Regions from separate parts of the Homo sapiens genome. Here region 1 is linked to region 2. A link is an interaction called in ENCODE POLR2A ChIA-PET data of the cell type or tissue named here. Cell type or tissue: PC-3. All regions are shown on one strand. Links, peaks and the distances in the headings refer to the core of each region. The heading gives the core; the rest is flanking DNA.

Evidence for each region. ChIA-PET counts read pairs that join two places held together with the same protein. Peaks named below come from ENCODE experiments on the same cell type or tissue, not always from the same donor. Only the 100,000 strongest peaks of a DNase experiment are listed, where the experiment ranks them.
Region 1: POLR2A ChIA-PET joins it to region 2 with 5 read pairs; 2 of 35 experiments call an interaction of 5 or more read pairs at or near these places.

The regions. Positions count from the first base shown.
Region 1 is chr21:26,651,393-26,663,408 of GRCh38, reverse strand. No RefSeq gene overlaps it. Among named protein-coding and RNA genes, the nearest start is that of CYYR1, 84 kb to the right of the region's middle. In PC-3, for the core only: no CTCF peak of the experiment used is centred there; no DNase peak of the experiment used is centred there.
Region 2 is chr21:26,111,577-26,123,592 of GRCh38, reverse strand. APP (amyloid beta precursor protein) reads left to right here. Exons shown (of 18, transcript NM_000484.4): 2 at 11,447-11,614. It overlaps LOC124900466 (a long non-coding RNA gene), which reads left to right. Exons shown (of 2, transcript XR_007067829.1): 2 at 611-887. Among named protein-coding and RNA genes, the nearest start is that of APP, 53 kb to the left of the region's middle. In PC-3, for the core only: no CTCF peak of the experiment used is centred there; DNase peaks (open chromatin) are centred at 6,972 and 7,502; H3K4me3 peaks cover 456 bases; H3K27ac peaks cover 3,823 bases.

The DNA.
Region 1 (12,016 bases), core at 2,627-10,626, 540 kb before region 2:
CAGTACATTATTTATTGTGTTATTTGGAAAAGAACAGAAATGTTTAAATGGTGATTATATCCAAGGTAATTCAATTAATAAATCAATAATTTGAGTCAGTTTCAGATCTTTTCTTTTGGGTAATAAGGAAAAATGATGATATGGGTACAAAGTTTTAAGGTTCAGGAAAGACTAGCCTTCTCCTTATGATAATTATATTGACTTTGATTTCTCTCAAATTACTTTAGTTGTGTTTACCATTATTATAATTAAGTGACATTCACTTGGATTAAGTAGTAATAAAAGGAGTGAAATTTTCTAGTTATTTTTGATCCCAAGCTATTTATCACTGCTTCATGTGTGTAGTTGAAAACAAAATATGTACAAGTGTTGCACTGGTTTGAAGATTCCAGTGGCGAAACTTACCAATCAGTTATCTGTACTGCATCTAAAAACCAGTCTTGGAAATGTATGATAATACTCTTTTAAAATAGCTGAAAAGAAATTATTGCGTGCTGCTTCTTACTTTGTCCTTGCTTTGTTTTATAATATTTAGGTGAAAGGAGATTATTTGCCCTCATACTGAATTTCCAAAACTGATATTTGCATTTACCATTTTTTAAATGATAGAAAGTTAATTTTTTTATGAAGGCAAATTAAGAAACATTGTAAAGAAATACACTGGCAGATTGATAAGTTTAATGTAGAAACTATCGCATTTTTGATGCCTTTGATCACAGTTCTGTCAATAGAATGCTAGTAATTAGATACACGCAAGGAGTCACTTAACCACTTTAATACAATGGGTTGGAACTTGTGTTAAATTGAGAAATTAAAACTTCAATTTCTATAGGCCCAGAGATTATTGCAGAAGAGGTGGGCATGTGAGATGGTAAGGAACAATTAGTTAAGGAATAAGATTAGTTTCGAGTTTTTCTAGAACTTAAAAATTAATACCAAAAGCACACTGATGCAAAGCCAGCCTCTGGGTCTGGGCCCCTGTGTCAGAATAATAGGGTTCTCTTCAAGCAATGACCTAATCTTTAATTTAAAAAAACTGTAAAAGCTTATAAAAGGTTCGTAAAAACCTTACTTTATGGTCAAACTAATTTCAAATGTGAGATAGTGTTTAACTTTATTTGGGTTATGTTTATATAGCTGTGTTGTAAATATGTGTTCCAGGATTGTATAAGATTCTTAAAATTCTGATATGTCAATATATGCTGTCAGAAATAATCATGATTATTGTGATTTTTTTGTTTTTGAGACAGGGTCTCACTCAGTCAACTGGGCTGGAATGCTGTGGTAAAATTTTGGCTCACTGCAACCTCCACCTCCCAGGCTCAGGCAATCCTCCCACCTCCGCTTCCTGAGTGTCTGGGACTACAGGTGTGTGCCCACCACTCTCTGCTAATTTATCACTATTTTTTATAGAGACTGAGTTTCACCATATTGCCCAGGCTGGTTTTGAACGAGCTCAAGCGATCTGCCTTCCTTGGTCTCCTGAAGTGCTAGGATTACAGGTTTGAGCACTGCACCTGGTCGATTATATTAAATTTTGGTATGCCACAAAAATAACCATTTTTGGACAAGTGTGTCTGTCCTTAGACTTGTCATCCACAATTGTTTTTGCTTTTTTTCCCCAAAAAGTAGCTTATAATCAGCTACAATCTACAGCTTGCTCTTTGGGGGGAGTTCATGAAAAGGACTCTTAATTGTAGGTTTCTGATAACTTTGGACATGGTACCATTGAACTAGAGAAAAACCTCCATGACTCTAATAAAAAGGCTGATGTGCTCATGAAAATTACTAACCCAATATGAAGCAAAGTAGGTATTAATTGCATGAACAAGTGATGGAGGACTGGAATAATTTATGGGCTTTTTATTTGAACATTTGTGATTCTTTTTGTTTTGTTTTTCAGGAATCCAGAGAACTTTTTTTTATCTTTGAGCTACTTATATCCTTTAACAATTGAATAAAGTATACAGAATTTGAGAAATATTTCACTCTCTCTGCTTAATTTCTCTGGAATTCACAAACTGAATATTCTTTATTCAGAGCAATGTGGTTGTTTGCATAAATTCAATAAGAATCTGTTTTCTTTTATAACAGAGCACAGTTGGATAAACTCCTTATTTTCCCAGAGCTTTGACTGAAATAGTTTTGTTAGAGGTTCCAACAAAGCCAATTTAGGAGAGCCGATATGGACAATGATTCTTGCTGCAGTTTGTGTGAGGAATCAGGCCAAGTATCGTGGGACTGAAGCTTATTCTGCAGGTAGATTGGTCCTGCTGTGATTTGTCTTCGATCAAAGTGGGGAACTGGAGAGAAAATGATTGTGTTTCAAGAAAAAAAAATAAAATTAGGTTAACCTTTTATTCCTGGGTGGCCACATGGTCACCCATGGTATGGAGCTGCCCACAACACCATCCCTCAGCATGCAGCAACCAGAAAGACAGACAACCAGATTCACAATGATTGAGGAATTGATAAATATTGATTTATTAGAAAGGGTTGGGGGGTACTGAAACTGGCTCAGTTGTCTCATAGAACTGATGTTTACGGTTTCTTTTGAATAAACATAGAAATTGACTCTCCCAATCTTGAAACTTGAGAAAGTTACATTTGTCTTATCTGAGTTCTTATCTCAGGAAATCAACCGTTAAGCCTCAAGTTCCCTGATAGTATCAAAGAACTGAAATTTACCAAATAACCGAATCTGAACAATAAGACACCAGACCCCTCACCCATCATGACTGCCTTACTGACCACCTGCTTCCTGTTGACCAACTCTTCTTTCTTACCCCTACTTCATATTTACGTGCATGTAGTTACATTTCTTCCCTGCTGCATAACTCCCTAATATTTGTGGATCAAAGAGATGGATTTGAGGCTGATTTCCCAGTTCTTCAGCCATAGCCTCCAAATAAAGCTTTCTTCCCTGGCAATACTCATTGTCTCAGTGATTGGCTTTCTGTGCACTAAACAGCAGGACCTAGACCAAATCACTTATGTTTCAGTAACACGACCTCAGCTTCCTGAGTATCTGGGATGACAAGCATACAACACCATAGCCAAATCATACAGTTGTTTTTTATGTCTTAGCTGTTGCTTTTAAAAGGCTCTATGTTCATGTTTGGGTGTATTTTTGTTTATTTTTTAATGACGTTTATTTTCTGTCATATTTTATTTCAAAAGTTCTTTTGATCAGGGAAGTACATTTCCTATGAAAAACATTCTTCCCAGAATCCATGAGAGGGGCCACCCCATGCAAAAGACACTCAGGTTAGAATCATCAATCATAGACCACAAAATCAAATTACATTCCTTATGTAAACCTGATAGAATTTCTTTTTTTCCATGAGAGATCAAATAAAGTTTAAAGATTCTAATGCAGAATTTTTTACTCCTTAGCTCAGCTAGGTCCAAGTTCTTGTCTCATGACCAGGAAGATTTAGGCATGCAGACAGTTGAAGAGTGAGTGGAGTATAATTTATTAAGCAAAAGGAAAGTTATCAGCAAAGAGAGGGGTTCTGAAAGCAGGTCGTCGGTTGCCCCCTCCCAGTTGAATACAAAGCCTCTTGATATGGTTTGGCTCCACGTTCCAAATCTCATCTTGAATTGTAGCTCCCATAATTCCCACACGTTATGAGAAGAATCCAGTGGGAGATAATTGAATCATGGGGCTGTTCCCTCCTTACTGTTCTCGTGGTAGTGAATAAGTCTCACAAGATCTGATGGTTTTATAAGGACTTTCCATTTTCACTTCACTGTCATTCTCTCTTGCTGCTGCCATGTAAAAAGTGTCTTTCTCACCTTCTGCCATGATTGTGAGGCCTCCCCAGCCATGTGGAACTGTGAGTCCATTAAACCTATTTTGCTTCCCAGTCTTGGGTATGTCTTTATCAGCAGCATGAATATATATGCTAATGGGGCTGGATTCCCTATTTGTATAAGGTGTGAATTTCTTGTGGCTCCACCCCATTCCCCTAGTGCACATGTGAGCCCTTAGTCAGCTGTGGGCATGTTTAGGCAAGCCCTCTGTGCAAGTTTCCTTATCTGCATAAAACATCTGGTGTAAGCATTTGTGGGGCGGGTCAGAGGTTCTCCAGGGACCCTTCCCTTGCTGTCTGCCTAAAGCAAGCTGGCTAACTCCTTTCAATTCCTTGTGGCCCAAGTCTTCAGTTGTTTGCACAAGATTTCAGTTTCCTTAATATTTCACATTATTCTCATCATAGTACTTGCTTCCACATCAATCAGTAGACGTGGAGATTGTCATGAGTTTGTTAGATCTCGAAAGTTTCTTGTGACATATCAGATACTTACAGTGAGAATATGGGTCATCTATTAAGAATGTTTAGCCCATTTTCCACCATTCTTCAGAAAATCATCAATAACTATAGTCCTTTCTTTCTTGAGAGATCAGAATTAGCCTTTTTCCACCTATCAAATTGCCCTTATTGTTCCATGTATCATGTAGTACTACTGCTTAACCAGTTATGGAATCACCCCTTCTTTAAAAAAAAGTTTTACCTGTTGCCTTACTTAGAGTAGTATAGAACTTACAATTTTTCTTTTGAGCATCATATTTTTCCACTTACTGACATCTTGATAATGCTCTTGGTAGTACTTTGCTTTCTCAAAAACATTCTTTTTAATGTGTTTTGTGAATTTTGTATTTTTTCTTTTTGTCTAACAAGTTACCATGTTTGCTAATGAGTTAGGGAGAAGTAAGCCTTACACCTTTTCACTTTGTGCTCAGATGATCTAATCTGTTCTCATAGCATCAGGAACTGAAAAATATTTTGGTCAAGATGTCAAACACAAGCAAAGCATGTATCTGCATATTACTATAATTGTTTATGTTTTCATACCAATAACTGGCTTTTAAACTATAACCTTGTCTGTCATGCCTACACACACACACACACACACACACACACACATATGCACCCTTCTCATCTTCCATCTTTAAAACTTGTAAAATTGTTACATATTTATATGGTAAATCATCTTTTTAAACACTTACTCTACTATGATTGCATAACTCCAGGAAGCAGTTGCAGAAATGGAACCACAAAGTAAGCCTATCATCCCAATCTTTTTGAGATATATCTCTGCTAATTAGGGAAAATGTGAACAATATCAGCTCAGCTCCTTTCTGCAATAATCAAGTGTTCAAAGATCCATGAAGTATCTCCACATCAAACAGTCACATTTCCACATATTTAAAAATCATGGAATCCTTGTATTTATACTAATACAATACACAACTACTTGTAAGTATGTGCTTTATAGACACATATCCAAAACATAGGTTTAGTTTGTATATCAGCCAGGGTCCTGGCAGGAAAAGATGACATGCACAAACTGAGTAATTTGAAGAAAGTGTAATAAAAGGGTAACTTACAAAGGTGTAGACAGGGTTTAGGTAAACTAACAAGTTTGTTGTTGAAACTGGGACTAGCAACCGCAGTGAGTTGTTACCCGTAAGCCAGGTAAGGAAAAGTAGGAAGCCAGTGACTGGAACTTGAAAAAGGTATCTGTCTGAAGAGAGCTTTTGGAGAGAAACTGGCCTCATGTAGAGGAAGGCAGCCAACACTCAGGGAGGGAGCCTGAGCAATATGTACACTTGACCCTTGAACAACACAAAAGTTGGAAGCCTGACCCTCTGTGTAGTCAAAAATCCAGTTATAACTTTTGACTCCCCAAAAATGTAACTACTCACAGGCTACTGTTGATCAGAAGCCACACCAATAGCATAAACAGTCCATAACACATATTTTGTATGTTGTGTGTATTATATACTGCATTCTTACAATAAAGCAAGCTAGAGAAAAGAAAATGTTATTAAGAAAATCATAACATTTCCCAGTTATTAAGTGGCAGTGATCATCATAAAGGTCTTCATCTTCATAGTCTTCACATTGAGGAGGCTGAGGAGAAAGAAGAGAAGGGGTTGATCTTGCTGTCTCAAGAGTAGCAGAGGTGGAGGAGGTAGAAGGGAAGGCAGGAGAGGCAGGCACAGTCGGTGTGACTTTACGGAAGTATGTTGTGATTTCTCTCTGACGTTTTGAGTTTTCATTTCTTTAAAAATGATTCTATACAGTTCCAATCCTTCTATCATTTGCTTTAGCTCCAATGCCTGTATCATAGAAGGGTTCATGCTATTGAAGACGTCAGAAGTAGTCTTAAATAATCAGAATCCAATTGCCATCTTTTCTAATGTCAATTTGTTTTCTGGCATTGCATCTTCTATGTCTTCTTCCTCATCATCTGGCACTGATTTGGAAACACTTATCTCCATCAAATCATCTTCTGTTAATTCCTCTGGTGTGATGTCTATTAGCTCTTGAATATCTTCAATATCTATATCTGAAAACCTTTCACTCTCACCTTATTTGCCATATCTACAATATCTGTCATAATTTCTTTGATTGGCTCCTGTGAATTCACATACAACATCTGGACACAGTTTTCTTCAGAAGGAATGTATTGTTTTAAGCTTCATGGCTTTCACAGCTTTTTCTATAACAACAATGAAATCTTCAATGGTGTGGTTCCTCCAGACTTCCATGATGTTCTATCAGAGTTCTCTTTGATAGTATTGATGATCATTTCCATACAGTACCATGTGTGATGAGCCTTCACAGGTTCTTATGACCCCCTGATATAGAAGCTGAGTTGGAATGTTGTGTTTGGGGGCAAGCAGACTGCTTCAAAGCCTTCAGCATTGAACTCACTGGGTTTGGGCCATTGTCCAGGGCATTGTCCCATATCAAAAGAACTTTAAAAGGCAGTCTCTTACTGGCAAAGGTAGTTCCTGACTTCAGGGACAAAGCAACAATGGGACAAATCCAGAAAAAAGTGTTCTTGTTGTCCAAACCTTCTTGTTGTACAACCAAAAGAACTGACATCTGCTGTTTATCTTTTCTCTTTAAGCCTCAGGGGTTAGAAGCTTTATAGAAAGAGGGGCCCTCAGTATAAAACTGACTGTATTTGTGCAAAACAGTAGAGTTAGCCCATCACTTCCTACCTTAAAACCTGGTGCTCACTTCTCTTCCTTACTAATAAATGTCTTTTGTGTCATTTTATTTTTGGAATAGGGCACTTTCATCTGCAATAGAAATCTGTTCAGGAAAATAGCCTTTCTCTTCAATGATTTTCTTAATGTCATCTAGGAACTTGTTTGCTGCCTCTTGGTCAGCAAAAGATACTTTTCCTGTTTTCTGGAAATTTGAAAACCCAAGCCTCTTTCTGAGATTATCAAGCCATCTTTTGCTGGCATTAAATTCTTAAGCTTTAGACTCTCCACCTTCCATTTGCTTTAAGATGTCATATAATATTTTTTGCTTTTTCTTGAATCATGTTAGGATCTATAGATACGCCTTTCTTATAGCAATCCTGCTCCCATGTGAAAGCTGCATTCTCAATACGAGATAAAAAGGTATTTCCCCAGAAATGTAAGGTTTTCTTGCTGCTAGCATAGCTGCAGCAACAGCTTCACAAATTTCTTTTTCTTTTTCTTTTTACAATGGTCCTTACATTGAACTGATTTATCTTGAAATGGTGGCTACCACAGATGCAGACCTCAATCTGTGGTACCTATCAAGAAATTCAACTTTTTCTTGTAATGTCATGACTTTTGTCTGCTTCTTGAGAGCACTTTTGGCATCACTCGTGGCACTTCATATAGATCCCATGGTGTTATTCATGATGAAAAATACGTGAGAATTGCAAGTCACTTTTTACTGTGATACACAATTTACTGGAGAGATGAACTGCTCACGCAGAGATGATTAGCGTCACATGGCATTTTAAGCAATTACTTTCAACACATGAGCTCACCGCAATAACAACAGGAGGTGGCTACAAAATTATTACAATAGTACAGTATGTACTACAGTTAACGTTATGCAGTTTTAATACTGCATTTTTAGAATTGTTTATATTTCTTTCCATTGCAAATGGCATCATGTATGGTCTGTGTTTGTGCACATATGTTTTAATAAATTTCAACTTTTTATAATAGATTTGTGTATATTTTATTGTAGCAAATAATAAAACAGACTAATTTCTAAAATATTTTATGTCATTTTATGTAGCTATGACAAAATTATCTTATTTTTTTCCATATTTGCAGGCCATGCAGTTCATCTGTTTTTTCAAATTGTCATAAATCTCCAAAAAATTTCCAATGTATTTATTGAAAACTATCCACATATGTCTTCTTTTGAGAAGTGTCTGTTCATATCCTTCACCCACCTGTTGATGGGGTTGTTTGTTTTTTTCTTGTAAATTTGTTTGAAAGAGACACTTCTCAAAAGAAGACATTTATGCAGCCAACAGACACATGAAAAAATGCTCATCATCACTGGCCATCAGAGAAATGCAAATCAAAACCACAATGAGATACCATCTCACACCAGTTAGAGTGGCGATCATTAAAATGTCAGGAAACAACAGGTGCTGGAGAGGATGTAGAGAAATAGGAACACTTTTACACTCTTGGTGGGACTGTAAACTAGTTCAATCAATGTGGAAGACAGTGTGTCGATTCCTCAGGGATCTAGAACTAGAAATACCATTTGACCCAGCAATCCCATTACTGGGTATGTACCCAAAGGATTATAAATCATGCTGCTATAAAGACACACGCACACGTATGTTTACTGTGGCACTATTCACAATAGCAAAGACTTGGATCCAACCCAATGTCCAACAATGATAGACTGGATTAAGAAAATGTGGCACATATACACCATGGAATACTATGCAGCCATAAAAAATGAGTTCATGTCCTTTGTAGGGATATGGATGAAGTTGGAAACCATCATTCTCAGCAAACTATCACAAGGACAAAAAACCAAACACTGCACGTTCTCACTCATAGGTGAGAATTGAACAATGAGAACACTTGGACACAGGAAAGGGAACATCACACACCAGGGCCTGTTGTGGGGTGGGGGGAGGGGGGAGGGATAGCATTAGGAGATATACCTAATATAAATGACGAGTTAATGGGTGCAGCAAACCAACATGGCACATGTATACATATGTAACAAAACTGCACGTTGTGCACGTGTACCCTAGAACTTAAAGTATAATAAAAAATATATACAAAAAGAAAAATATCCACATATAAGTGGACAGAGACCTGCACCCTTCAAATCTGTGTTGTTCAAGGGTCAACTGTCAATCTTAATCTCACTCTTCCATCTTCTGCTCCAGAATCCAGAGGATAAGAAATCCATGATGTAGCAGCATGCTGGGACATAAAGCAGGATGGGAATGGGTAAAAAGTGGGTCTAGAAGGATTAAATAGAAAATAATCCACACAATCACTACACCTGAAAATCGTAACCATGTGAAACAACAGGGCAGGCACACCAGGACAGATCTTTCAGTCCAATTTGAGCTCTAGAATATGGCATTCCAAAAGTGGGATGCTACAAATAGTCTCATTGAGAGTCAACTTGCACAATGTATTGTCCTACCCTTACATCAATTTCTGAAACAACTTCTCTTTGCACTTCCCCTGTAGTTACATGCATAATAAATTCTGACAACTCTTATGAAGTCATGGAATAACTTTCTTCTTATGTTTCCTATCAATGTCATTAGCCCTTTATCTTGTTTGAGTTTCCATCAGCAATGTTTTCAAGTCCCAAGATCATTCATGTATCCACAAGCAATGATACGCCAGATTTGGACAAATAATACTGAATACTATCTTATTTTCACTGCCATGATCAAGGCAGTGTGGATTGCTGCCAAGTCCAAGAGAAGTGAGGTCAGCAGCTGCAAGCCACCTCCGTCATTTAGAAAAGCTTCGTGATGTAGTGTGTCGTTTCGATGTGACACTGTCTCACAGAGTTAAAATGATGTGCAAGGAACTGTTCAATGGAAATTTAGAAATTTCTCTTTTTCTCAATTTTAGTGTAAGGAAAATGTCTGCTCAGTTAAAAAAAAAAAAAAAAAAGTAGTAGTGCCACCCAGTTTCAGGCAGAAATAGCTGCAGTAACACCCTTTTCTGACCAGAAAGATGAATTGCCTGTAACTATTACCACTTGAAAATTTTGGCCTAAATTTTCAGCTTTAATGTAGTATTTTTAAAAGCAGGAAAATCTTGTTCTACTGGAAATGTTCGTGCTTCTTCACTCTTCGGCAGAATATACTGCATCCAAGAAAAGAATTTATTTTTCTCCTTTAAAATTTCAAATCTCAGTGATTATGGGGAAAAAAATCTGTGTTGGGTGGTGCAATAAAGGCTTCACATAAGTAGGCAGCTGTAATATGTTTTAGGCACAGAAGCAAACTCTTCATGTTCTAGCAGCTAATTAAGATAAAGATTTGCTTGGCATGCAATTTTGCTTCCCTAACATCTTTTATATTGAAGTCACTCTGACTTAGAGAGCATCCTACATTTTAGTCACTGACCCATAAAGTACAAATGAAAGCTGGTAAAAGGAAAACAATCAGCATTCTGAATAACTCGCTGGGAAATGCCTCAAACTTGAAGGATGTTTTAATAATAATTCACCAATCAATTCCATTAGTCTTAAAGATGAGACAAGTACAAAGAGAAAATTTGAATTACACAGCTCCTCTTGCTACAATTTAAAGCTATTTTGAGCTAAGTTTAAACCTTTTGAAATGTAGTATCTTGCTGTCTTTGAGCCAGAAAAATGCAAGATACTAATAGTAAAACCCAATTAATAATAAACTATATTTCTGTGCTTCACATTTTTGCTCAAGTGATGCCCTTTATATCTCAATGCCATATTTTAACAGCTCTCTTTATTCAAAAAACCATGCCAAGCAAAGGTAATTTAAACTGCTTTTATCATGCAACCTTAACACCTAGTTTTTAAAAATAAGGATTTCTTAAAAAGTTTTTCATCCACTGTAGCCTTTTTTTAGTCACTATCTCTCTTAACATACTTATTTGTTCTACTCGTGCTTTACCTAATCCTAGCATGCTCTGCTAATGAATTTATTTGTTTCTGATCACTTTTTCAAATGACAGTTTTGTTTTTTTGTTTGGGAGATTTTGTTTGGGGTTTTTTGCATATATATTAATTTCCTGAGGCTGCCATATTAAACTGTCATATCAAACATATTCTATACCACAAACTTGGAGGCTTAAACAACGGAAATTTATGGCCTAACAGCTCTGGAGGTCAGAAGTCCAAGATGAAGGGTCAGCCAGGTTGGTTCTTCTGAGGACTGTGAGGGGAAATCTGTTCCTTGCCTCTGCCTTAGCTTCTGGTGGTTTGCAGGCAACCTGACATTCCTTGGTTTGTAGCTGTATCATCTCCATCTCTGCCTTCATCTTCCCATGGCATTCTTCCTGTGTGTATGTCTTTGTCCAAATTTCTCCTTTTTGTAAAGGCAACAGTCATCTTGGATTAGGGGCCCACCCTACTCCAGTATGACTTTATCTTAACTAACTACATCTGCAATGAACCTATTTCCAAATAAGGTTACATTCTGAGGTCCTAGAGGTTAGAACTCCAACATATGAATTTCAGAGTGAAGGAGGAACATGATTCAACGCATAACAGCTTGTAACATTGTGTACAGAAGGTGCAACTTTTTTTTTTTATTATACTTCAAGTTTTAGGGTACATGTGCACATTGTGCAGGTTAGTTACATATGTATACATGTGCCATGCTGGTACGCTGCACCCACTAACTCGTCATCTAGCATTAGGTATATCTCCCAATGCTATCCCTCCCCCCTCCCCCCACCCCTCAGAGAACTGCAAATCAAAACCACTATGAGATACCATCTCACACCAGTTAGAATGGCGATCATTAAAAAGTCAGGAAACAACAGGTGCTGGAGAGGATGTGGAGAAATAGGAACACTTTTACACTGTTGGTGGGACTGTAAACTAGTTCAACCATTGTGGAAGACAGTGTGGCAATTCCTCAAGGATCTAGAACTAGAAATACCATTTGACCCAGCCATCCCATTACTGGGTATATACCCAAATGACTATAAATCATGCTGCTATAAAGACACATG
Region 2 (12,016 bases), core at 2,689-10,688:
TTCTGTGAATCTGAGGGCTCTACAAAGGGAGAGCTTCTTTGATAGTGCTTTGGTGTAAGTTATTTAAGAAGGACAATCTACCCAGGCTTATCAAGCAAATAACCTGGAATTTAAACCTGGAGTATTCTTTAGTGTTCCAAGTCTGCAGGAAAAGAAGTAATCTTGGCTTAAACTAAATAAGTTAACAGAATACAATTTGAACAATGAACAAGAATGCTGTTTGAAAATTATCTTGGGTTTTTATGTCAAGTTAATATTCTCACTGAATTTCTATTATGTTTGTAAAGCAGCTTTCTCCTAGACCAAAAATCCTAGTAATAAAACCACAACAGTATGAGAGTTATAAGCACACAGTAAAGGCTGATGAGTAAATGTTATGACACTTTGAAAGGAAATAAACCAGACGATATAATGTAAATATCCTTTGTGCTTATCAAAAATAAGTGACTTCATGTTCTGTTCCTGCAATATTTCTGTAAATCTGCTAAAAATAGAAAGGTAAAGGTCTAAGATCATAAATCTCTGATGCCCTTTCCTTAAAAGTAAGGAATTCTTGTCTTGGATTCTTATATAATATACTTATTTATAATCTCACTTGTTCTGATTGCAGGTGGCCTCTTACTATCTTTACATCCATGTGAATGTGTGTGCTTTGATGTGTACATATGAGAGACAAGAACAAAAGTAAATGTCAAATATCCGAATTCCTGTTTCAGTGAGCTTTCACGGAGTAAATTCTTTTTGTCTACTTGCCTGTGATCTCTTCTAATATGACTTGCGTTAATGACCTTTAAGAAATCTTTTAATAAAATAAAAAATTTTATTAAAATCTTTTAATAAAAAAATTTTATTAAAATCTTCTAATAAAAAATTTTATTAAAATCTTCTTCATACGTGTTACTTGAATTTACTCATGGCAAGGACCAGTTAGTACCATTTTATGAAATCACAAGCTCATGGGCTTGTGATAAAACATATAAGTGCTTTAAATTTGGCATTGGTAACGGCAGGCCGACTCACTTGAAAAATGCTCTGAACTGCTCTGCCTCATGCTGGTGGGAAGTCAGATGGAAATGACTTTCTAGAGAGTTTAGCTGGCCTCCAAGCTTAGTGGGTACTCACTCTCCTTATCCCCCGATAGCTGCTCTGAGATTTTAATGCACATTGAAGACAATATGATAACTTAACCTGGAAAATTAGCATTTTGGTAAGGGTCTTTAACTTCATTAGTATTTTCATACCACTTTGGTATTAGAAATTGTAAAGATATTAAAGGGTATGGACAATGTGGAATGTATGTACCAGACTCAGCAGTGTATACTGACTCCCTCACTATAGCCCAGAACTGGAAATCCCGCTAACTACCTCTCCCCATCCTAGCCTGAATTGCCCTCTCCACCTATGTTGGTTTTACAATGGCCTGACGCCTGAAAGCTGGTAGAAACTGTATAGGAAAATAGGGTTGGGATAAATTTCTGGGCTGACAAAGGATAGAGGAATATGCTTCTTTTTCCCCTTGTCCAAGTATATCAGCAACTCTAAGATGCAGATTTATCAGTATGGCTCTACTGGGCATGTTCTAGTTAAATGGTAGACCCACTACCTCTTCTGGAATCTTGTTTTCCATTATATTCCCACCTGCAGCTTTTCAAAGACTTATTCTCTTCTCTAATGGTCTCTTGGTTCTTTTTTTTGCCCATGCTCTACGTTCCGAGTGGGTCAACATTGCAGTGGGTCAATGAGAAGAAATAGAGGGGAAAAATAAAAGAACCAGAAAGAAACCTGTTAAGTTTGCACTTACTTGTGCATTAAGCATATTAGCGTAAGCCTTAAACTCTAGAAAACTCACTGTAGTGCTGTAAAGTACCACTGATAAAGTAAAAGTTCATTTTTATGCTGTGTCGTTATTTAGTGATGAATATGATATTGCATAAAAGATGAGGATCTGTAAGGCCAGGCGCGGTGGCTCACGAGGTCAGGAGTTCGAGATCAGCCTGACCAACATGATGAAACCCCATCTCTACTAAAAATACAAAAATTAGCCGGGTGTGGTGACGCGCGCCTGTAATCCCAGCTACTCAGGAGGCTGAGGCAGGAGAATCGCTTGAACCAGGGAAGTGGAGGTTGCAGTGAGCTGAGATCACGCTACTGCACTCCAGCCTGGGCGACAGAGTGAGACTCCGTCTCCAAAAAAAAAAGATGAGGATCTGTGTATAACTGCCAGGTGTTGTGTGAGGTACCATGAATAACCTGGCAATATCCTAACTGTGCAGGTATGAGGAGTGACCCCCAGGAATATAATTGCAATTAAACTTGCAAATTATGTGGGGATACTCTATTTCAGGGCAATAAAATAAATTATGTCTAGAGCTCATAACTCTTACACATATTTGGCTAGGTCTATGCAGCAAAACCCAGGTGATAACTGAGGCTTTAACTTTGGGATTTGTTTGGTGCTGACTCTGCCACATGGTGAAATTTGGTAGGATCTCAGTGCGAGTGTCACATGATCAGTCTGCTTGACCCAACATGCCAGAATTCCATTTCTCAGCCCACTCTCTTCTCTGCATACATACCTACCTCCCGGAGAGGGCTGGGCGGGAGCCTACGTGTGGCAAGAGCCCTCACTGCTTTTGTTACACAGATTTCAACACATATGGCTTGATGGAGTGTGATTGCAGTAGCATGAATGTTTGGTGATGAAATTTGCATGTCCTTTGCTGGGAGAAGTATAATTATAAGATTTTTGTATTCACATAGCCACATGTGAGGTATGAGCAGGAACGGGGTCTATTTAATAGCATTAGATTGCTTTCAGATTTGAAATATTTCCTTTTAGAAATATATTGTGTAAACAAAATATGTTTAATTTTTTTTAAAAACTATGCCTTTGTACAAATTGTTTATCATTTGCAGAGGTCTAAAAAATGTAGGAGAAAAGAAGCTCACAAAATCAATCAGATCTAAAGATTGCAAAGATTGATTACCATCTCCTTAAAAGCTTCAGTACATGTGTTTACAGTATCATTCTATTTGCCTCTGCTCAGATTCTTTCCAATTCTAGGACAACCCAAAGTGTATAGATCATAAGCCATAACTGATCCTACCTTACATAATACATTAAATATAAAATATTTATGGCCAGGCATGGTGACCAGTTCTGTAATCCCAGCACTTTAGGAGACCAAGGCAGGAGGAACACTTGAGGCCAGGAAGTTGAGACCAGCCTCGGCAACATACTGAGACCTTGTCTCTACAGAAAAATTAGCCAGGTATGGTGGTATGGGCCTGTACTCCCAGCTGCCTAAAAAAAGGCAACTTGAGAAAGTTTCTACCTTCTGAAACAATCTATGCCTTGATTCTATCACTTAGTATTTTAGTTATTCCTATCAAATACATGACTGTGTTAATTTCTTTTGCCACAAAAATGCTGCAAAGCCACAAACTCACTCCAAAATTTAGTGGCTTAGAACAATAACCATTTATTATAGCCCACAAGCTCAAGGGTCAGCTGATCCCGGCTTAGCTTGGCTACATTTGATATAAAACAGTAGAAATTTAGAAATTGAATATATGTAGAATATCTCTTGTACCAAAAATGAAGAGGAATAATAGATTTTGATTTTTCTTTGTTGTATTCTGTGCTGGGTGCTAATCTGTCCTAGCTGTCAGAACAAGTAGAAGCCATACTGGAAAATCATTTATTTGTTACTATCAAATTTATTTCAGTGAATGCCATTCAAACCACTCTCTCTGAGGAGCCCAGTTACCAAGTCCTCCACCTTGTTAGCAACATGGACTTAAATGCACTAATTCTAGAATGAGATCTTAGCAAAGTACCAGCATTTGAGATTTGTGCAAATTGAGCTCTTAAACTGTGTGTATATGTGTGTGTGTGTGTGTGTGTTCATTCTAGCACTCCCACTACATACCATACAAGTAGCTGTATAGCAGGTATATATACATGTGTATATGTACATAGGTAGGTATATGTCAACTGTTGAAAAACTAGAAAATACACATTAAATAAAGTAAGGGTTGATAAACATTAGTAGTTGGAACATTGGGAGATTTGGACTTCTACTTTGCAGATTCAGTTGGCTGCATTAGATTTAAGGAAAGAACTAACTTTGGAGAAATTTGTGTTTGCATTTCAGGAGAGATTTCTTAAAGAGGAAACTACCAGAGGTTAGTAGATATTAACATCTAGTGATTTAAATTTGAGAAATGCAAATTAGACATTTAAGCTGTGGGTTTGCTTCCCGTTTTACTTGCTCTAAAAGTAATTTTTTTAAAAGCCAGTAACAAAGACATGCAAAATAGTACTGCCATGGGGGAAAAATTACTTGAAAATAATATTCAAGATTGAAGAATTAAAAAAGCTTGACATCTAGTACCAGGAATGCCAGCTGGCTTGTTCTGTCAAAAAGCAAGCATGTGCTTTGGAATAACACTCTTGAGTAGACTCTAGGCGGGTTTTGAGCCCTTCTGATTATCTAAATAGATGTGGAAGTGACTTATCTTGGTTTTTCTGAGTCAAATGAGATAATGAGCAAAGGCCTTAGTAGGTCTTTGATTTTTGCCTCTAACCCTTTTTCTATCTGCATGTTCACAAGGTCAAGGCTGATGAGATATGGCAATATTGAGAGAGTCAGAATAGGATAAAGATCTCAAATACTATATATATATTTTTTTTTCATTTTTTTTTCCCTTTGGTGACTGTATGAGACATGTCAGTAAAACTTTAAAGACAGGCCAGGCGTTGTGGCTCATGCGTATAATCCCAGCACTTTGGGAGGCCGAGGCGGGCAGATCACTTGAGGTCAGGAGTGGCAACATGGCAAAAACCCGTCTCTACTAAAAAATACAAAAATTAGCCAGGCGTAGTGGTGCACGCCTGTAGTCCCAGCTACTCAGGAGGTTAAAGCACAAGAATCGCTTGAACCCAGGAGGCAGAGGTTGCGGTGAGCCGAGATCACCCCGCTGCACTCCAGCCTGGGCGACTGAGCAAGACTCTGTCTCAGAAAACGAAACAAAACAAAAGACACACAGAAAAACTGTAAAGACAGAATGAAAGAGATGAACTTTTTACATCTCGCTCATTTCATCACATACTATATAGTATGTGTATGGTTTCATATATGTTAGTGTGTGTGTATGTATATATATGAAGTTAAAAGAAAACATTCACCTTTTAAGACTAAATGGACATTGACTAGATTGTAAACTGTTTTTGAGGCTAAGAGTTTGTTTGCCATGCATAAGGCTCTATTTTTTGTAATTCCACTTTTATATTCATTTATATCAGTCCTAGCAGTAGATGCCACTCTTACTGGGTCCTGCCTAAATGCATGCTTCAAATGTTGGTTATTAATTTCACGAGTAGTGAATAACAAAGACTCCTATTGAGGGACCTCTTGATTTCCTACTGGGCACCAGCAGCAAGCATGACTTACTGGCCTTCTTATGAGTGGGTAGGAGTTTTGGGTCAACTTGAGAACATCTATCCTTTGAGTAGTAAAAAAGCTTGGTATTAGGTTGGCACAAAAGTAATTGCGATTTTTGCACCAATCTAATATCAACAGAGGCCGTGAAAAACATCAAGGGAGGATAGCTTGTAATTAGAAGCCAGATCAACAGTGACCCAAAAAGAATTTCAGGTTTCCAGGAGTGAAATATGTAGATTACTCCTCTGAAAGGAATTGTTTTTCTCCTATTCGCTTTCATGGCAAATCATTTTTTAAGCCGAAACTCAAGCTCTGAAATAATTGTGTAGCAAATAGTGGCTGTGAATAGATGTGGCAACTCTCCACAAGGGTAAATAGAAACCACTTGCAGTTTCAGTCATCACATTTTATTTTTCTTTTTTAATAGCTTCTCTATTTTTGCTCACCACAAATACATGCACACACACACACAGGGGCAAAGCCTTGGAAAATTGCAATTTTCCATTTTAATTTGAGAGACAGCCCGGTCACATTAACAGAACCCTTGACGGAATAGGTTGAATTCCCTTCTCTGTCCCTATAACCCCATGGCCTTGGACATATCCTTACCTGGTGCCCTTTCCTCCCTCTTATGGTCCACTTTTGTGATTCTGATTTTAATTTCAGTTCTCTGTTAGTGATGAAATGAGCAACTGCAGATGTTCCGCTTACACTGGAAATACTTTTTTGGCATTTAAAAGAAAACCCTACAGATGAATTATTCCCCTGAAAGGGGTTCACTCAGATTTTCTAGATTATGATTCTAGAAAATAGTTCTTTACATTTGACAATGGAGAATTTAAATGTTTTAATATGAAAATGTAAAGCACTCTTGTGGGGTATAGTTGAATTATGCCCAGGTTAAGGGAATCCAGTATTTATGTCAGGAAACCATGGATGTGATAGAAATAGTATCGCTACAAAGCTGGGCACAGTGGCTCATGCCTGTAATCCCAACATTTTGGGAGGCCGAGGCAGGAGGATCACTTGAGGCCAGGAGTTCGAGACCAGCCTGGCCAACATGGTGAAACCCTGTCTCTACTAAAAATACAAAAATTATCTGGGCGTGGTGGCACAGGCCTGTAGTCCCAGCTACTTGGGAGGCTGAGGCAGGAGAATAGCTTGAACCTAGGAGGCGGAGAGGTTGCAGTGAGCCGAGATCATGCCACTGCACTCTAGTCTGGGTGGTGGAGTGTGACAGTGTATCCAAAAAAAAATACTGAGATTATGCAAGAATCTGACTCGAAGAAGTTTGAACTGATTAAAAAGTACCAAATACTTCATTATATGAGGCCAGCTATTTAGACTAGTCAGCGGGTGGTTCAAATGCAGAAAACAGATGGCTTTCATTAGCCAGAAACCTTAAAATTACATAAATCCACGGATGCAACTAAGCTATGGATCTGTGCCCTCTCCTTGCCAAACAGGACCTCTCAGCTAGCAAAACAGAGAGCTCCTTGTTCACTTTTCCCTCCTAGTTGAGACCCTGTTGGGGAGGAATGCTGCCAAGCCTGCTCTATAAGGAATTTTGATCTCCTAGATGATAACAGAGAGAAACTTTTTGGAGAAAGGGAACACCCTGTTTGAAAGGACAACAAGAGAACTTGTTCAAGAAGGTGGCTTTGCATTTAATTGAAAATTGTAGCAACTGTAGGCGTAGGGTTTCCAGATTCACATCTGCAGACTGGTCCAGATTAGGTATATATGTTTATATTCGTTTATGTTATCCCCTTAAGCCTCTTTTAAAGCCATTTCTAAAAATTGCTTTGGAAAGTCCATTTCACTTCAGTATTCTTTATATTGTGGCTCAAAAATATTTTTTTTCTGGTAACAAAAATATTTTCTTTCTGTTTTTAAGACTTGTAGCATTTTTAAGTTTGATATGTACGTCTCTGTAGTTCAGAGCACTTGGTAAACAGCCTCTTGCTTTTGAGGCAATTTATGAATGCTTCATTGTTTTTAGCTGGTTATTTTGTTCATTGTCAGGAACACTGTTTTCCCATGGGAAAGCATCTCCAGTTTTATGATGTCAGTGGCAAGTCATTCAGTTTACAAGAATTACCTTCATATTCAGTCTTAGAAAAGCATAGACCACAAACGGCCAGTTATATCACAGTTCTCATCTTTTAAATGTTGTCTTAGATTTTTGCAAAGTAATCTTAACTCACCTTAGAATAGTGTTAAGACATAAATAGAACTAAAATGTAGTAGTTAAGTGGTTATATTTCCCATCTACTAAGGTATTTATATTTCTTTTCTTTTAGAAAATAAAAATGTTTAAAAAATTAGGAATAATTATCTTTAGGATGACTTTGTAAGACTGTGCTTTTTTACTGGCAGCAAATACCTGCCAGATTTCAGGTATTTGGCAGGTAAATTGAATCTTAAAAGATTTCAATTTTAAGAGTGTCCATATTAACAGATCCTGAATAGGACCCTGTGTATCATTTATTAAGTCATTTCTTGGAGGCTTCACTCAGGAAAAGGGAGTTAACCCTTGGATGGCAATGTTTAATGTGGCCACATTTCCTTCTGGCTGAATGCCAGGGAGTGGCTGCGCTTAGCAACCAGGCTTTGTTTCATAAATGGGTTATTTGATGCAGGTGAGGATGCCGTGAGTTGTTTGTCTTGTTTTAATTCAGGGAGACAGGCATATGTAGTGAAAGCATGGAATTGTTTGCAGATGGGCTTCAGTAAGAATAGGAAGGTTTCTGGTTCAATTTGTATCTCCAAGCTAATTGCTCTGATTTCCATATACACATCTGGTGTTGGTTCGGGGGGAAAAAATTTTACTTGAGAAACATGGCTTTTGTGAGTTGATATTTATTTGTGAAGGGCCTCTTGTAATGTCAAATGTAAGAAGATCTATACACACAACCAATTTTACAATTTCTAATTCAACAGCTTACCCTATTATTGAGGATTCGCAGTTTAAATTATTAAATGATCTCCACTTGAAGAAAATAGAGCATGTTAATCATCACGATTCTCCAAACATTTATTTTTAAAGTTAATATTAAATCTCATCTGGTGGAAAACCTGACAGGAACTGAAGCATATATTTTCTAGTCTAAACTCTCATTGTTAAAATGAAGACAACATGAGACAGTTATAGCGCCGTAATCAAGTTATTTGAAAAAAATGTTTTAAAAATTACCACTTTTTGGTAGTCAACATACACACATATGCCAACAGATGGCATTAAAAAATGGCAAGAACATGAGACAATTATAGGGTCATAATAAATTTATTTGAAAAAAATGTTTAAAAAATTACCACTTTTTGATAGTCAGCATACACACATATGCCAACAGATGACATTAAAATAGCTGTAAAGTCAAGAAGCAGGGAGGATGACAAAGTGAAAAATAGAAGAAATCAAAGGAAGTTAAGTCAAAAGAGGAAAAAAAAATGAAGCATTTACTTGGTTTGTCAGGTAGGGTGATCCAGTGTATTTTGCCAAAAACTTTCCTGGTTTTAGCACCAAATGTCTCAGAACATGGCAGCTGATGACCTCCCTCACAGTGAGTGATCCCAGAGAGCAATGAAGAATTGTGATGCCCTTCATGACCTTGTTTTGGATGTTACACATCATCATGCCCTTCAGTGACCTTTCTGGTAGCAAAGGGTTTGTTTTTAAAAGAGTTGCAGCATCTTTAAGTCTAATATATACATGCTCGGAAGTTACACCATCATCACTTCTGCTGTACTCCATTTGTTGCACAGACAGACCCTGATACATTGTGGAGTTTCCCAGGGTCCATGAATAGCAGGAGGCAGGGACTATTGGGGGCCTTCTTGGAGGCTGGCTACCCTGGGGAGAGAAATTGTCAATTTCCTCTCCTTGCGGGGAGGAAATGGAATCAAGTGCATTTGTATTGACAAGAAGGTAGAACGCTTTCCTTAGACATTGTAATGAACAGATTGTGGATAAACAAAAGTACAGAGAGAGTTTGAGGCAGAGGAGGAGACTGTTTCAACAGAATATTTACCAGCTATGGTAAAGGCTCATTAGTGTCTCCGTACAGTTAACAACATGCTGCCAAGACTGGAAATCTTTGGGACAGGAATGAATTCGGAAGGTGAACAGAATAAAGTACTGTGGGAACAATGGCGATTCCATTAGTGGATTGTACATTCCTTACGGGCAGGGCCCTCCATAGCATCTGATGTAGGGCCTTATCCACAGGTATCTGATTATTATTTGACTTTCTTTAATGTTTTTGCAGTGTTATTATCTATACTACTTATTTCAGTAAGATTGACAACATTTGCATTTCGATTTCTAAGATCAAGACAATGAATTTCCTCTTAATCCCTCAGGAAAGCTGTGAAATTTAAATTTATAGAGCATTCTACTTAGCCTGCTGCTTTGCATCTGTCAGAGAATGAGACCCCCCAGTTTCATGGAAGTCACAGGAAGTGGCAAGGGGCTCAGATGGAGTTGAGGGGTTCTAGCTATTTCTGCAGATGATCTGGATATTTTGGCATCGGCTGCTTTGACTTAACCATCTGGCAATGTAAAGGCAGAATTTCGTTAAATATTGGAAAAGTTACTTGAAAACATGGCTCTAGAGATTTTGCCAGCAGCTTTTGCACTCATGACTTGGTTCAATCTAAGACCTGTTTTGTTTTTTTGTTGTAAGGACCTAAGTCCTCTGTTGGGTTTTGACGAAGTATGTGTAAAAATGACTAAAATGGCCAGAGGTATCTTATTTTACATTTATGTGGGAAGAAATGTTTGGAAACTGTTTCATTTCTTTAACTGAAAATTTCTCAGTGCAATTTTAGTTGGTGTTTTTCCTCCTGTGGACAGTTTTTAGGAATGATACAAGTTATCGTGGAATCACCCAGTTCTTGAGTGTGTGAACGAATGGCTTCTGCTGGAAGTTAATTCTTCTTGGCATGGGTGTCTCACATTTCCCCAGCAGCTGGATTTGACAAGGGAGGGCCTATCATGATTAATATGCCTTCTAATTGATTGGTTTAATAACACCTTTACTCCTGTGGATATATTTTTCATTTCTTGCTGAATTTTTTTTTCTTTTTGAGATACCAGAACCTGTTAAGTGACACGGTATAGATATTTCAGGACTTCCATTTTCTCTTTTAAAAATATTTTTGTAAAGGTAATGCCTGTACACAGAAGAGTTTGAAAATACAGAAGGCACCCTTTTTCATGAAGTTATTTTGTGAAGTGGTCTATTGCCTGCAATGGTAATAGCTAGGACCCCTTACTTACTACCCAGCAGGCACTATGTAGAGCTCCAAATGAGAAAATGTTGGCTCCTTGCAGATGGTTGGGAGAGGAGACACCAGCACTCTTAACAGACTTGTTAAGAGTTGAGACTGATAACCAGAGAATATTCTGGGGGAAACCAGGAGGGATCGCCAACATACTCAGTTATATTTGTGGATGGTGAATTCTACAGTGAATTTTTCTGTTCAAAATCATAATACAGTCACTTGCTAACTACCAACGCCATACTTGCTCTCAGTGCTGAGAGGTGGCACAAATATTATTTTCAGTCTTGGTCATCAGGCAGGGCCTGGCAGGCATCATGCTCTGTGTGAGTCAGTGGAGTTTATTATAAGAATGCGGTAGCCTCCACAGTGATTATATTTATTATAGGAAAACGTGTAATTTTGTTGTCAGAACCTTTCAGCAGGTACCACAAAATCTCATATGGGAAAACGTGTAAATTTTTCATGAATAAATTCCTTTCGGTATTGGTAATTTCCTTCTCTGTTTTAGTATAAAAGAAAGCATTGCCTTATAGGTGGCTAAGAACATCTGTAGCATACATAACACTTAATCTAAAGGAGTGTTGAAGACCGGGCTGATTCCTAATTGAGAATGAGCAAGAATAGAACTCTTTTTGATAGTTATCCCTGTTCTTCCTCCAAGCCTCTGCCTTGGAGCTATGGATACTATAACTAACTGAAGCTTCTTCTTTCAGGTACCCACTGATGGTAATGCTGGCCTGCTGGCTGAACCCCAGATTGCCATGTTCTGTGGCAGACTGAACATGCACATGAATGTCCAGAATGGGAAGTGGGATTCAGATCCATCAGGGACCAAAACCTGCATTGATACCAAGGAAGGCATCCTGCAGTATTGCCAAGAAGTAAGTCCTGTCCGGTGGCTAGCAATTCACGTTGGATCACATGCATTTGTTTTCAAAAAATTTAACTTCTTGTATTTTGCATCAGTATTTTAACCCTACAGTAAAAATCTTGGTTCCTAATGATTCACCATACCATTAATATATTTATTTGCATTACCCTATGATATACATATAAATGTTTTTAAAATTATGATGTCGTATTATGACCATCACTAAACAGTAGTTTAAGATGTCACAGCACTTTTTTTTTTCCTCACTCTGTCACCCAGGTTGGAGTGCAGTGGCAAGATTATGGCTTACTGTAGCCTTGACCTACTGGGCTCAAGCAATCCTCCCACCTCAGCCTCCCAAGTAGCTGGACTATAGGCACATGCCACCAGGCCTGACTGATTTTTTTTAATT